2 separate regions of the Homo sapiens genome follow, and region 1 is linked to region 2. Evidence: read pairs that join two places in POLR2A ChIA-PET (ENCODE). Cell type or tissue: A673. All regions are shown on one strand.

Region 1 (2,500 bases), 870 kb before region 2:
ATGCGCTTTATTTGGCTTCTCTTACGCAGCGTAGTGACTTTCAGATTTATTCAAGCTGCTGCGTGCGCCAACAGTCCACTCCTTCCTAGTGCTGAGGCCCCCATCACATGAGCACAACTGTTTCTTGTGTGTGATGTGTTGTCCTCTGGCTGTGCACTGCCAAAAAAGACATCATTAAAAAAAATTTAAATATAATGTAAGACCTGCCTTGTCTTAGGAAACGTTTTTCTGGCAGTGGCTCACACCTATAATCCCAATACTCTGGGAGGCTGAGGCAGGAGGACTGCTTGAGCCCAGGAGTTTGGGACCAGCCTGGGCAAGAGGGTGAAACCCTGTCTCTAAAAATTAGCCAGGCATGGTGGCTCACACCTGTAGTCTCAGCTCTTAGGGAGGCTGAGGTGGGAGGACTGCTGGAGCCCAGGAGGTGGAGGCTGCAGTGAGCCGAGATCACACCACTGCACTCCAGCCTGGGCAGCATGGCAAGACTCTGTCTCGACCAAGAAAAAAACAAAAAATTAACAGAAGGAAAAACAAAACGGCTTTCTTATCAAAAATACACTTTAAGAACAAATTTATAATATTAAGTTGCTGCAAAAGTAATTGTGCCTTTTACCATTGAAAGCAATGGCAAATACTGCAATTACTTTTGCTCCAACCTAATATTATTTTCTAATGACAAACTTGGAAATAACTGTCATTGCTCTCTAAAAAGAACAGCCTAAAAATAAAGCAGCAGCCCATTTACTTCTATGCCAGTTCTTTTAGCATTTGGTTATTTAAACCGGCAGTCCCTAACCTTTTTGGCACCAGGGACTGGTTTCACGGAAGACACTTTTTCCACTGACAAGTGTGGGGATGGTTTGGAGATGAAACGGTTCCATCTCAGATCATCAGTATTAGATTCTCATAAGCGGGGCATAACCTAGATCCTTCTCATGCGCAGTTCACAACAGGATTCCACTCCTATGAGAATCTAATGCCACCACTGATCTGACAGGAGGCGGAGCTCACACAGCAATGATATGACAGGGGCGGAGCTCACAATAATGATATGACAGGGGGCGGAGCTCACACAGTAATGATATGACAGGGGGCGGAGCTCACACAGTAATGACAGGGGGCGGAGCTCACACAGTAATGATGACAGCGGGCGGAGCTCACACAGTAATGCTCTGGCAGGGGGCGGAGCTCACACAGTAATGCTCTGGCAGGGGGCGGAGCTCACACAGTAATGATGACAGGGGGCGGAGCTCACACAGTAATGATGACAGGGGGCAGAGCTCACAGTAATGCTCTGGCAGGGGGCGGAGCTCACACAGTAATGCTCTGGCAGGGGGCGGAGCTCACACAGTAATGCTGACGGGGGTGGAGCTCACACAGTAATGCTGACAGGGGGTGGAGCTCACACAGTAATACTCTGGCAGGGGGCGGAGCTCACACAGCAATGCTCTGACAGGGGGCAGAGCTCACACAGTAATGCTCTGGCAGGGGGCGGAGCTCACACAGTAATGCCGACGGGGGTGGAGCTCACACAGTAATGCTGACAGGGGGTGGAGCTCACACAGTAATACTCTGGCAGGGGGCGGAGCTCACACAGCAATGCTCTGACGGGGCAGAGCTCACACAGTAATACTCTGGCAGGGGGCGGAGCTCACACAGTAATGCTCTGACAGGGGGCGGAGCTCACACAGTAATCTCTGGCAGGGGGCGGAGCTCACACAGTAATGCTCTGCCAGGGGGCGGAGCTCACACAGTAATGCTCTGCCAGGGGGCGGAGCTCACACAGTAATCTCTGGCAGGGGGCGGAGCTCACACAGTAATGCTCTGACAGGGGGCGGAGCTCACACAGTAATGCTCTGGCAGGGGGCGGAGCTCACACAGTAATGCTCTGGCAGGGGGTGGAGCTCACACAGTAATGCTCTGGCAGGGGGCGGAGCTCACACAGTAATGCTCACTGGCTGGCTGCTCACCTCCTACTGTGTGGCCTGGTTCCTAACAGGCCATGGACTGGAACAATCTGTGGCCTGGGGATTGGGGACCCCTGATTTAAAGAATCGAGGACACACTCACCTAGCAAACCATCTGCTAAGAAAAAAGGAGGAAAAGCACCAACATTAATTTGAACTTAGAAATAAACTACAAGGCCAGACATGGTGGTTCACACCTATAATTCCAGCACTTCGGGAGGCCAAGGAGGAACGATCACTTAAGCCCAGCAGTTTGAGACCAGCCTAGGCAACAAAGTGAGACCCTGTCCCTACAATTACAAAATAAATGAGCTGGGCGTGGTGGTGCACACCTGTAGCCCCAGCTACTTAGAAGGCTGAGTCGGGAAGATCACCTGAGCTGCCCAGGAGTTTGAGGCTGCAGTGAGCTGAGACTGCACCAACCCTGTCTCAAAAAAAAAAAAAAAAAAAAGAAACTGCAACAAAATATCTGGATTTTGATGTAACAGAATACAAAGATAATTACATTTGATTTTTAGGTCAACAAATATGAC
Region 2 (2,500 bases):
CCTGTGCGGCACCCCACTACCCTCCATTGATCCTAGTGGCCCTCAAGTCAAAGTCCCTTCTGTTAAACTTATTTAGAAAGTGAATCTCCATTCTCCTGCTGGCTCTGGTGGGAAAGGGCTGGGGAGAGAAGGAGTGTGAGTCTCTGTGTGAGGCGGGGTAAGGAGCACGCACGATCGACCCACAGTCAGACTTGGAAACAGTGCCCCTCTTCTCCTGTCTGAGGTACATCCTGACCTCTGCAGGTTGGGCAAGAGGCTAGTTCAGGCCACAGAGGTGGCTCCCAGCCATTTGATCCAGAAATTCTGTCATCCCATGTGTCTGTGTCATGGTCTGGAAGAGGCTGCAGGGGCTGCTGCTGGCATGGCCCCTGACCCTGTGGATTTCCCCACCTGGAGCTGGAGTAAGGCCTACACTGGGGCCATCTGAAGTGCAGGGTTGAGGCAGAGACTTGGACTGCCCAGCTGTATGGGAGATTCTGCACCTAACGTTCAGTTGACTGGAAGACTAGGAACAACTCACTTTCCGTGTTTATTCTGCGCTTATAAAATGGGAACTGCTCATTCAGACAGGGAACAGGGATGCAGCTTTGTTCCCTAATCCAGATCACAAAACAGATTAAGACAGTCCTGGAGAGTTCCACCTTCACCAGTATCTGCTAGACTCATAACCCATTAGGAGTAGTGTGCTAAGAGGTTCTTTGCCTTTCCTGGCTGAGTTTTATGTCCCAGTAGGCGGAAGAGGCAAGTGCCTTTAGCTCACTGCTGGTTATAAAAGTCAAGCCGATAATGTAAAGAATTCTTATGCTGGATTCTTTGCTCAGCTTCTGACCCCAGTCCCAGGTTCCCACTGGCAATTATATCTAAGTTGCCTTCTCCTACACGTAAAATAACACCTGTCTAGGTTAATACCTATCCCTACAAACTATAACCAAATATACTCGTACACCCAAACTTAGACAAACTTTTACACATACTAAATCTTCACAATCTGTGTATAAACTATAAACTAAAGTACTAACTTAACACAGTCTAATAAAACCCTCTAAAAGTCTACCCCCCGGCGATAATCCTCAATAAAACGTTGAAATAAAACTAACTTTAATTCTTTAAAAGCTTACTTCTTTCTTTAGTCAACAAAACTTAATGGAGCCAAGTGATGGTGTATCCGGACAGATGGAGCAGCAGGAAGAGGCAGAGACACCCACTCAGACCTTTACCCCAGGGGGAAGCAGCGGGCCAGGAGTCAGAATGCTCAGGGTTTGTAGTCAGTTTCCCTCTTACCAGCTAGTGACCGCAGGCAGATCAAAATCCATAAAGCGGGGCAGCTTTGGAGTAGTCTAAACCTGGGTTTGAATCCTGGTTCTGCCACTCACTCTATGTGTGACCCTGGACCTTGGAGAGTTAAGCTGTCTAACCCTCGCTTTAGCTATTATTAAAATGAGGAATGATAGCACCCTTCAGTTACTGGGTGGCTGTGAGGATTAGAGGGGCTCATGCTTGTAAGGGACTTAGCACCCTGTATGGCACTTAGGAAATACTCCAGTAAGGGTTCTGTTGACGATGAACGTGATCCTAACGAATAGAACAGACACTGCGAGCTCAAAAGAACATCATCTTGCCTCGACGGTTTGCTTACCTATAAAATGGCAATACTGCTTTAATCCCTACCCAGTTTTCCTCACATTGTTGTTTTGGGGATCAAATGAACTGAAGCAATGGGTCTCAAGTACAGATCTTCGGAGAGTTGTCAGCATATGACACAGTTCTCACCAAACTGAATAATGGGGAAATGAAAAAAATCACAATGTAGTTTTTTTTTGGAGATGGAGTCTCAGTCTGTCACTCAAGCTGGAGTGCAATGGCGCAATCTAGGCTCACTGCAACCTCCGTCTCCCGGGTTCAAGTAATTCTCCTGCCTCAGTCTCCTGAGCAGCTGGGATCACAGGCACCTGCCACCAGACCCAGCTAATTTCTTTGTATTTTTAGTAGATAGGGGGTTTCACCATGTTGGCCAGACTGGTCTTGAACTCATGACCTCAGGTAATCCACCTGCCTTGGCCTCCCAAAGTGCTGGGATTACAGACGTGAGCCACTGCGCCTGGCCTGTAGTACGTGTTTTACAAATTGAATTGTTCCCAACTTTAAAAGGCTGCATTATCCTGATATTATGTCATTTCTAATCTGAGTGTGTGCGTGTGCGTGTGTGTGATTGTGTGTGAAGTTATCCCTTTTTAATGAAAGTATGGTACTAATGAATGATAGTTTGTTTCAATGGACTTGCTCAGAAAAATAAAAGTTGTCAACCCTGTACTGATCCCTTGTTTTCTGGAAATCTTACTAGTCTGTGAAAAAAAAAAAAAAAAACCTCTATAAGGAAACCTGCAAGATAATAAGTTTGAGCTTTCCCGTCATAAGATTCTGTATGGAGATAACAAAAAGAACAGCACCTCATATTGAGTGAGTCCCTACCACATGCCAAGGGTGGCTGGAGATGGCTACA

Evidence for each region. ChIA-PET counts read pairs that join two places held together with the same protein. Peaks named below come from ENCODE experiments on the same cell type or tissue, not always from the same donor. Only the 100,000 strongest peaks of a DNase experiment are listed, where the experiment ranks them.
Region 1: POLR2A ChIA-PET joins it to region 2 with 5 read pairs; 2 of 35 experiments call an interaction of 5 or more read pairs at or near these places.

What each region holds. Positions count from the first base shown.
Region 1 is chr3:195,686,189-195,688,688 of GRCh38, reverse strand. It overlaps MIR570HG (MIR570 host gene), which reads right to left and starts at 191. Exons shown (of 5, transcript NR_122105.1): 1 at 1-191. It also overlaps the pseudogene SDHAP2. In A673, no CTCF peak of the experiment used is centred here; a DNase peak (open chromatin) is centred at 1,098.
Region 2 is chr3:194,815,498-194,817,997 of GRCh38, reverse strand. All of the region lies in intron 3 of LOC105374292 (a long non-coding RNA gene), which reads right to left. Among named protein-coding and RNA genes, the nearest start is that of LINC01972, 48 kb to the right of the region's middle. In A673, no CTCF peak of the experiment used is centred here; DNase peaks (open chromatin) are centred at 747 and 1,097.